Linked DNA regions of Mus musculus: region 2 is linked to region 1. The links are chromatin loops, found by intact Hi-C in ENCODE. Cell type or tissue: left cerebral cortex. All regions are shown on one strand. Each heading gives the region's core, and the rest is flanking DNA. Links, peaks and the distances in the headings are about the cores only.

Evidence for each region. Hi-C counts contacts between places; a loop is a spot of excess contacts. Peaks named below come from ENCODE experiments on the same cell type or tissue, not always from the same donor. Only the 100,000 strongest peaks of a DNase experiment are listed, where the experiment ranks them.
Region 2: it touches region 1 in a loop (4-fold over the local background); 15 of 42 quality-filtered maps call a loop at or near these places.

Annotation. Positions count from the first base shown.
Region 1 is chr2:29,057,618-29,062,988 of GRCm38, reverse strand. It overlaps Ttf1 (transcription termination factor, RNA polymerase I), which reads right to left and starts at 2,726. Exons shown (of 12, transcript NM_009442.2): 1 at 2,686-2,726. In left cerebral cortex, for the core only: a CTCF peak has its summit at 2,581; a DNase peak (open chromatin) is centred at 2,766; H3K4me3 peaks cover 1,381 bases; H3K27ac peaks cover 874 bases.
Region 2 is chr2:29,123,415-29,128,785 of GRCm38, reverse strand. Setx (senataxin) reads right to left here and starts at 3,794. Exons shown (of 26, transcript NM_198033.2): 1 at 3,237-3,794; 2 at 2,823-2,934; 3 at 1,723-1,912. The coding sequence starts at 1,899. In left cerebral cortex, for the core only: CTCF peaks have their summits at 427 (motif pointing right), 1,046 (motif pointing left) and 2,733 (motif pointing right); a DNase peak (open chromatin) is centred at 3,758; H3K4me3 peaks cover 2,128 bases; H3K27ac peaks cover 1,391 bases.

The DNA.
Region 1 (5,371 bases), core at 298-5,297:
ACCGGCTCAGCCCCTCATTAGAGTGAAGCAAGTCTCATCTTGACATCACTTCATATCCCCCAGACCTCATGCAGGGTCACTGGCCTCTGACAAAGAGAGCAGAGGTGTCTTAATAGTGACCAGCACAACAAGAAAACTCCATAAATCTACAGTTGCACATACCTGTGACCTAGCACTGAGAAGTGAAGCTAGGAGGATCCTTCTCAGCTACACAGTAAGATTGAGGCCAGCGTGGGATGCTGAATCCCTCCCTCAGACCCTCCTCCCCAGTACATAAAGAATTATCAGCCGGGCGTGGCGGCGCACGCCTTTAATCCCAGCACTTGGGAGGCAGAGGCAGGAGGATTTCTGAGTTCGAGGCCAGCCTGGTCTACAGAGTGAGTTCCAAGACAGTCAAGGCTACAAGGCTACACAGAGAAACACTGTCTTGAAAACAAACAAAAAAAAGAATTACCTACAAACATTTCATATTCCTCTCCTCAATCTGAGTTGCTTCTGGGTCCAAATATTTAGAATAAATATTTAGAATATATCTTTGACTAGGTGACATACTTATGTGGTTCAAAACAGTGCACTCCTCCCAAAACCCCAGACGGAATGTCTCTGTGTAACCCTGGCTGTCCTAAAACTCCCCCTCTGTAGACTAGGCAGACCTTATACTCACAGATATCCAACCGCTTCTGTCTCCTGGGAGACAGGATTAAAGGTGTGTACCACCACACCCAGCCAAAAACAGTGTTTCAGATTTCTTCTCACTATCTTTATGTTCTGACCTGTAGTTTGTTTTACTAACAGACTCGGAACCAATCTCTCTCTCTCTCTCACTCACTCACTCACTCACTCACTCTCTCTCTCTCTCACTCTCTCTCACTCACTCACTCACTCACTCACCAGAGGCTTCAGCCAACCTAGATGCTAAGCACCTTTCCTATAGAAGGTACCTAACATACTGGGCAGTGCACAGCAGCTGTAAAAACTGTGTTTTGGAGGGAGGAGGCCATGAAAGAACACTTGAACCTACAAGGCAGTTCCTTCACCTTCCATGGGGTACCAGAGCTCTGTTTTAGACCTTCCTCCCTCAGAAATATCCCCCATCTGGAAAGTGGTACCTAGGGACGCAGGGGACCCTTTCAAAGACTTTGCAAGGTATGACACAGCAGGAGTGAACTAGGGCTAAGGATCTAAGACAGTCTTACATAATCACTGTAGCCCCAGAACCTAATCTGGTTCTGCTTAGTAGTTTTCATTTTTTTTGGCATGAATTAATGCTTTCCTTTTGGCTGTCCCTGTGCTGAGAACAGAAGGAAAACCCACAAGTGGGCAGTTGGGCTGTATTAAAATCACGGCTGGAACCAGAACACTCTCCAGAACAAGTTCTGTTTCTCTAGACCCGAGTGTCCCCTAGGGTAGCTACTAGCCAGATGAAGTTATTGAACACTTGAAATGGCGTAGGACCAAACTGTAAAACGGAAATGGATATGCTAGCCATCCATCAGTCTCTTCCCTGAGCACCACTGCCAGAGCTCCCCTGGTTCCTGACCCTCCTAGGAGTCATCATTAGGAGTCGGGTCCCTATTTTCCTCCACATCCTTATTGTGATAACACATTTAGTTACTCTTTTATTGGGGGCTTTTGTTTGTCTTTTAAAGCTGTTGAGCTCTTTTTGGGCCCCAGAGAAATTTTTGCCAAGGGCTGAGGTCACTTCGGTAACAATTAATTACAACCACTTTTCCTGAACCTTGTTTGTAATTAAGAAAAAAAAAAAGGATTATATTTTGTGTGTATGAATGCACCTCCTGTCTGCTGGGTGCTCGTGGAGGTCCCTAGAACTTAAGTCATAAATGGGTGTAACCTACTATATAGAACTGGCTGCTGGGAACCAGGCCCAAGTCTTCTACACAAGCAACAAGTGCTCTTAGCCGCTGAACCATCTCTTCACACCCTTACCCAATCTTGAGGAACGAGAGGGATTTATGCATTAGAGCTTAATTATTTATCCTCACTAAATGCGCAGGAAAAAGGGTGTAAGTGGAGAAGCTAAAAGTTTAAACTCCGGTCCTATGTTTGTGCAAGTATTTTACTTGCTAAGCCATCTCCTCAACCTCAACTCTTTTGTCTGTTATTCTTCGTGTAAAATCAACATCCTTTCAGACCTCCAGGGCCTTCAGGTCCTCATAACAAGGTCTGGCCCTTGCAGTTCATTTCTTGACATCCTCTGTCTTGGGAAGTGTTCCGATTTCCTAACGGCCTCGCGATGCCGTTAAGCCCGATGACTAGCCTCGGTGCGAAAGCCACTTTATCAGGGTACAGTCACGGACTCCAAACTGGGTCCCACCGTCCCTTCCGCACAAACTTCCCAAACAGCCCGGCAGTTTCTCGAGAAGCGCTCAGCTTCAACTACGGAGCGGAAAAGCGCCTAACCCACTAACCCCACTTCCGGCCCCGCGCAACCTCCGCTCACCACCCTAGCTTCTGACTGACCCTGCTCTGTCCCGGGCCGGCGACCGGAGGAACAGACTAGAAGGAACCCGCGGGCCGCGGCCTGGCTCCCAGGCCCCCACTGCCCCCGGCGGCGAGGAACAGGCACAACCGCCTCAGGCCGCAGCCTCACTCGGAACGTGGCACCAGCGCAGCCGCCCGCCACACTTGGGGCGCAGAAACTCAAGGAAAGCTCATCCAACCTACCCAGCGACAATGTAGCGCTCGTCTTCCAACCCGGAAGTGTTGTTAGGCGGAAATACTGTACTGACTTCCGGCCAGCTGCGCATCCGGCTGCCATAGTAACATGGAGGCGCGCAAGGATTGGACGCATGCGTAGTTGTCTATCTATGGTCGTGACGCTACGTATAGGATAGAGAAAAAGAGTGCCCTTCTAATTAAGCAACCCAGGCAAATCCCAGCCCTCCAGAAGCACAGGCAGGTATATGTGAGCTTGAAGCAAGCCTGATCTACAAAGAGAATTTGAAGCCAGTCTATACAGTGAGACTCTCATAGTAGTAGTAGTAGTAATAATAATAATAATAATAATAATAAGCCAAAACTTAGCTTATAAGCAGCCAGGCAGTGGTGGCACATGCCTTTAATCCTAGTAGAGGCAAGGCAGATCTATGAGTTTGAGGCCTGGTCCAGGACAGTCAAGGCTACACAGAAAAACCCCATCTCGAAAAGAAAAAAAAAAGTGAAAAATGTAATTGAGCCATCAAATTAGAGCTAATATCTATACCACTGGAACGTTAAAACAGTTACATTTTTGTGTGGTGATCATAAAAGTTGAAAGCTTTTCTCTTGTTTATTTGAGACAGGGTCTCATGTAGCCTAGGGTGCCTTCAAACTCACCATGGACTTCTCATTCCTTTGCCTCTACTTTCAGTACTGAGATAACAGGCAGGTACCATCATACCAGGTTTTATGCTGTGCCAGGGACTGATGCATGCTGAACAAGCACTCTACCAACTGAGCCGTATAGCAGCCTAAAAGCTGTCTTCTTGACTCTTACAACAATCCTATGTTGTGGGTATCTGTATTAGGTAATACTGTCTCAGTCCCTTCTTTTTTTTTAAAGATTTATTTATTTATTATATGTAAGTAAGTACACTGTAGCTGTCTCCAGACACTCCAGAAGAGGGCGTCAGGTCATGTTACAGATGGTTGTGAGCCACCATGTGGTTGCTGGGATTTGAACTTCGGACCTTCGGAAGAGCAGTCGGGTGCTCTTACCCACTGAGCCATTTCACCAGCCCTCAGTCCCTTCTTGTAGTGGGAAAATTTGAGGCTTTTGGTAAGATGATCTATCTGGTCCAGGGTTCCAATCCATGCTTTCCCCTCTACTATTCTTCTTTTCTTCAAACTACTGTGGGTTCCTCTGTGTGAGCTACTAAGCACCTTTGATTAAAATGGGCTGGAGAGATGGTTTAGTGGTTAAGAGCACTTACTGCTTTTCCAGAGGACCCAGGTTCAGTTCCCAGCACCTATGAGGTGGCTTACAGCTGTCCATAAGTCCAGTTCCAGGGGATGGGCTCCAATGCCCTCCTCTGACCTCTCGGGCACTGGGTGTATACATATGGTAGACATGCATATCATGTGCAGGCAAAACACTTATATACATTAAAAAAGTAAATCTTGAGGAAAATACCTAAAAAAAAATAAAATTAAATAAAAAAAAAGTAAATCTTTAAAAAAATGCACAATTTGCCAGCTGTAGTAACAAATGCCTGTAATTCCAGCATTTGTAATGCTGAGGCAGGAGGATCACAGGTTTGGGTTACATAGTGAAGCAATCTGGAAAAACTGTAAGCAAACACACCGAGTCAGGCTTGTCTGAGCAGCTGGAAGTTTGCGCTGTCTGCTTTGGTACTGACAGTGTCCACTGCTGGTCGGTAAAGCCTTGACATTCAGAGTTCAGATTGGTTATCAGTGTGTCTTGCTCCATGATGAACTCAGGGCCTTGTGGAAGTGGGTGTTTTTGCATTTAGTGCTGAAGATGGATCAGTGAACTCACATATACTGCATATATGTGGGGCATAGACTTTCCTGTAGGCCAAAACCCATATGAGTACAATAAAATAAAGCATTTCACAGAAAGAATTCTTTCTTTTTCAAAATTTTATAAATTTAATGTGCATTGGTGTTTTGCCTGCATGTGTGTTTGTGAAGGTGTCAGATCCCCTGGAATTGGAGCTATAGACAGTTGTTGTGAGCTGCCATGTGGGTACTGGGAATTGAACCCAGGTCCTCTGGAAGAGCAACCAATAACCATTGAGCCTCTAAAAAGAATTCTTATTTTTCATATGTCTGCATAATAGACATCATTACTGTACCACATTAAAATCCATGGACATGGAGCAGGAGAGACAGCTTATTGGTTAAGAACACTTGTTTGGGGCTGGCAAGATGGTTCAGCAGGTAAGAGTACTGACTGCTCTTCTGAAGGTCCTGTGTTCAAATTTCAGCAACCACATAGTGGCTCACAACCATCCATAATGAGATCTGATGCCCTCTTCTGGTGCGTCTGAAGACAGCCACAGTGCACTTATTTATAATAATAAATAAATCTAAGAAGAAGAAAAACAAGAACACTTGTTTGCCCTTGCAGGGGACCCAGCACCCACATGGTAGCTCACAACCATCCATAACTCCAGTTCCATGGGATCCAACAACCTCTTCTGACTTCTGCAGGCTTCAGACAAGACATAGGTACATAAACACATGTGCAGGCAAAATACTCATACACATAAAGAAGTCTTTAAAAAGTTTTTATAAAGGAGCTCTGGACACTCAAAGCATCATTACACACACGTTTGTTTAGTGGGGCACTCAGGCATCAGAGGCAAATGGATCTCTGAGTTCCAGGCCAGTTTGGCTTACACTGTGA
Region 2 (5,371 bases), core at 205-5,204, 66 kb before region 1:
GTGGGGGGGGGGGGCAGCACTGTTCCTTAAATTTAAATTTAAGTTTACACACAAATAGGTTGGATAGTTTGAACATAAACATCAGGGATGGGAAGATGCTCAGTCAGTGAAGTGATTTCCTTGAGGATCTGAATTTATTTCTTGTCTTAGTCAGGGTTTCTTTTTTTTTTTTTTTAAGATTTTTATTTATGGGCGTGGTGGCGCATGCCTTTAGTCCCAGCACTCCGGAGGCAGAGGCAGGCAGATTTCTGAGTTCGAGGCCAGCCTGGTCTACAAAGTGAGTGCCAGGACAGCCAGGGCTACACAGAGAAACCCTGTCTCGAAAAACAAAACAAAACCAAACAAACAAAAAAAAAGATTTTTATTTATTATTATATCTAAGTACACTATAGCTGTCTTCAGATGAACCAGAAGAGGGCGTCAGATCTCGTTATGGATGGTTGTGAGGTACCATGTGGTTGCTGGGATTTGAACTCGGGACCTTCAGAAGAGCAGTCGGTGCTCTTAACCACTGAGCCATCTCTCCAGCCCTAGTCAGGGTTTCTATTCCTGAACAAGAAGCAAGTTGAGGAGGAAAGGGTTTATTCAGCTTACACTTCCATACTGCTGTTCATCACCAAGGAAGTCAGGACTAGAACTCAAGCAGGTCAGGAAGCAGGAGTTGATGCAGAAGCCATGGAGGGATATTTCTTACTGGCTTGCTTCCCTGGCTTGCTCAGCTTGCTTTCTTATAGAACCCAGGACTAACAGCCCAGGGATGGCACCACTCACAAGGGGCCCTCCCTGCTTAATCACTGAGAAAATGCTTTTACAGCTGGATCTCATGGAAACATTATCTCACATGAAGCTCCTTTCTCTGTGATAACTCCAGCCTGTATCAAGTTGACACACAAAACCAGCCAGTACATTTTCCTAGCTTATATAAAAAAAAAAACTGGGGGGCTGGAGAGATGGCTCATTGGTTAAGAGCACCGACTGCCCTTCTGAAGGTCCTGAGTTCAAATCCCAGCAACCACATGGTACCTCACAATCATCCGTAATGCGATCTGACGCCCTCTTCTGGTACATCTGAAGACAGCTACAGTGTGCTTAGATATAATAAATCTTTAAAAAAAAAACCAAAAACAAGAACAAAAACAAAACTGGGTGCACCAGCATCTGTCTGTAATCCCAGTACCAGGCTAAGACAGAGAGATCCCTGGAACTTGGTGGTCAACCATTCTACCTGAATTATTCAATTGAGACCCTGTTTCAAAAACTAAGGTGGAGCTCAATCAAGGAAGACACCCAACATCAATCTCTGCTTCTTGTTCTCTCTTCCTCCCTTCCCCCTCCCACCCCTTCCAACCCCCCACTGAGCAGTGGTGGTGCACACCTTTAATCCCAGCACTTAGGAGGCAGAGGCAGGCAGATTTCTGAGTTCAAGGCCAGCCAGGTCTACAGAGTGAGTTCCAGGACAGCCAGGGCTACACAGAGAAACCCTGTCTCGAAAAACTAAAAAAAAATTTATAACAAAATAACTGCAACTGACAGATCATGAAACTGCACTTTTAAGTTTCAATTCAAGCCCAAAGTAGTCACAGCATCTGTTATATACTGGGGTGCTAGGTGCTGGAGTGGGACTAGATTTCAACACTTTAGTTAGGATCAAATTTCCCTGAATGCTTCCTTCCGACAGTAAGCTCCACTTTGTCTTCCTGTTTAAGAGCTACTGCAAATTACCTCGTGCAAGAACGGCACCTCATCTCTGGCTCGGTGGTACTCAGCCACACACTCTAAGCAGTAGCAGAGGTCTTCATCAGCTGTCTGAAATTCACTTGACCCAGTGCTAGATGCATAGCGCTTTAGGACATCAATGGTGGAAGACCCACCTGGAGTACACCAACAGCATGTGCTCATGCTGCACCTGTAGCTAAAAAGAACAAGGGACACTTACAGAAAATTTAACACTCAAGACTTACTCTTTACGACTTTCTACTTCATCTAGAAACTGCCTCCACAGCCAAAATACTCTGTTGGTCCATCTTAACTGATTAAACCCAAATCTGAAAGCAAGGCAGAGGTGAAGCACAGTAGCAGAGTAGGGGTCATGCAAAGGAGTTGAGGCTTGGTACCATGAAGAGAGCCTATGAGAGGCTATTGGTGAAGCCTAGCTACAGCGGAACAGTGTTTTGGAGATGCCAGTACCATGAGATGACCAGAAGAACAGCAGAAAAAGTGGAGTATAGGCATCTGGAGCCTAGAGGACAAGGTATGGGCTGGAGAGATGCCTCAGGGGTTAAAAGCACAGGATGCTCTTCCAGAGGTCCCAGGTTCAATTCCCGGTAACGACCAGTCCAGGAGATCTGACACCCTCACACAGACACATGCAGGCAAAACACCAATATGCATAAAAAGTAAATTATTAAAAAAATAAATATTTCACTAAGTGCTCCATTGAGAGTGCTGACACCAACTCCATCTCTAGAGCAGTAACCTCAGGATCACCTTGTCCCTCTCCTCTGCTGCATCTGAGTCTAGCACTCCTCCTTTCTTGAGTCTTCCTATTCTTTCATCATTTGCCCGAATTACTAAGTCTAATCTCTCTGCCTCACCTGACCTACCTCCAAAAATTCCTAACAAAATGCTGCCAGAGGTTACTGCACACATTAGACTTATTTTAAAAAAAAAATTAAAGATTTGTTTTATTTATATGAGTACAGTGTAGCTATCTTCAGACACACCAGAAGAGGGCATGTCAAGGTATGGATCTATGCCACATTTTTAACTCTAGTACTTATCAAATAACTAAAAAAGAAGTTATTGTTTAATAAGACAATTACCTTGACCAAGGTCCTACAGAGAAGTGATGCTCTTTGTGATTGCTGGGCTTATCTGTGAGATGTGGCTCTGCATTCAGACAGATTCACACTTTGGCCCCCAAAAAGAACATTTCTGAAATTAAAATAAAAACTGATAAAATGTCCCTTACATTATGCATCTCACCTGGGCCTTGTGTCATCTAATGAGTTACCTAGGTCAGGTTAGATCCACACACTACTGGGGGGAACGGCTTAACACTGATCCCCCCCCCCAACTTCCCTAGGGACTGTTCTCCTCCAGGGGCCAAATAGGCACTTGATCACATCCGCTGTGGGCGTACGGGAGGCTGTCCACACCGCAACGCCTGGTACGGCGGGGAGGGCGTCCGGGTGCCCATGCGGAAGCGACGCCAGGACAGAGGGTCGGATCCTTACCCGGGAGGCCTCCCTCGCCCCGAAGCTAAGGGTCCTCGCTGTACATCGTTGCCCAGGGCCGGCGGTGCTGATGCCAGAACAGCAGAGATCCGGGGGCGGGCCTCGCTTGCAGGAAACACCAAGCGCTGCCCGCCCTTGGTAGCAGCGGCAAGCCGCCGCTCTCACCAAACGCAGCTCTCCAGAAGGGTCACAGCAGGCGCCCGCTCCCGCAGGCCGCGCGCAAGTTCCCAACGGCAGTAAGCCGCGCGCCCCTCACCGCGCACGCGCTCTCCTCTCCTGCTCGTTCGCCCGCTCGCGGCTTGTCCGCGGCGCGTCTCACCCCGGCTAGGCCCGGCTGCAGCGCGCTAACCCACCTCCATGCCCCCCGCTAGAACAGCAGACGGAAGGGCAAGGCGACGCCCAACGCCCAACCCGCCGCTGCCGCGAGAGCGGACCCCGCCCTCAGCCCGCCCCCGCCAGAGCCGGCTTGTTGTGGTACACCAAGGGGGCGGACCATGGGGGCGGACGGGAGGTGGAAAGTGCAGCAGCGGGGAACAACCGGCCTGACCGCTGAGTGGCGTCACTTCCGGAACGAGGGGGGTAAGTCCGACCAATCAAGGACTCCCGTCCAAAGGAGCGGTAAATTAGCCGAGGAGCCTGTCCCCGCCCCTTTCCTCGTCCCGCCCCCTTTCTCACCCCGCCCCTTCCCCGACCCTCTTCGGGGAGATGCTTACCTGCTGGTTCCCTTTGGGCTCTTCCGCTCCCCAACGTCCGCGACGTCTGTCACGTTTCCGTCCGAAACCTAAACAATAAAATGTGTGCGTGATTCTGCAAGGGCGCCCCAAGTCGAGGGCTCTGCCCGTTTCCGACCCAGAACAGGCTCCGATAATGGAACACAGTCATGTCAGATTTCCCAAAGGACAGTTGGGTGGCCCAAAACCTCTCCTCCTCAAAAACGGAATTTAGGAAAAAAACAAATCACTTTACAAGCCCGGCAGCCTGTGGTCCCTGTACTCAGAAGGCTTAAAGCCAGCGCATCCAGGCCCAAAGGCCAGCCTCGTACAGAAAGCGATTTCGAGGCCTACATTACATTCACCAAAATTTTAAAATTAAAATAATTCTTTTTTTTAAAAAGGAAAGGGTGTGATGAGGTTTCAACTCCAGACCTGGAGGTCAGCGATTTGGAGGCCTAAATTAACCAAAAATTAAAAGTTAACATTCTTTCTTTTTCTTTTTTTTTTTTTCCTTTTTTTTTTTTTTTTAAAGGAAAGTGTGCAAGAAAGTAACTCAGGAGCACTCACCTGTCACACTGTAACACTGGGTTCCATTGCCAACGCCACAGAAAAGAACAAGGCTCTTAGAGGTGGCAGGTGGGTCAGAGACCTTCCTACCCTGGAGAACCTTAACGCAGAATGAGAAGCCAGCGCCTGAAGCACGAGGGTAAAGCTCTAAGGAACGTTCCAGAAAAGGGGGTGTGGTTTATAAGGCAGCAGATGACCGTTAGAGGGGCTTTAGCCAATCAGGAAGCGGCAGTTGAAGCTGACCGTTATTTTCTCCCCCCCCCCTTTTTTTTCATTTCGTCAAAGGTTTCTATCAAAATCAAAGTTGCAGAAAGTGGTTTCAAACTAGAAGCACTATATGTATGCATGGTTTTTAAAGTAACACATTTATGATAGTTTTTTTTTAAACAAGACTCTTGATAGCTAACTGAAATTTTCAGAAATGAGGGGAAATGATAGAAACTACCCGCAGTTCCTTGTCCCTGATGATACAGATCCTGGCAGAATTCGTAACCCAGATTTCAGACTTCAGCAATATACCATGCTTTATTCGTGAAAGGACATAAATGCTAAGTTACTCTTGAGTGTAAGAAACACAAGTCTGACGCTGGAGCGAGAGCTCAGCAGTTAGGAACACTTACTGATCTTCCAGAGGACCCAGAGTTAATTTTCTAGCGCCACATTGCAGTTCACATCTGTCTGAAACTTCGGTCCTAAGTGATGAGAACAGATGCCCTTCTCTGGGGCCGGCAATGGGTGCACATACAAGCAGGCAAAACACTCCTACACATAAAGATGAAATAAAAAGCAAATATATAATAATTACAAATAAGTATTACGTTACATTATATTTTTAGAATTATATAACATAAAATA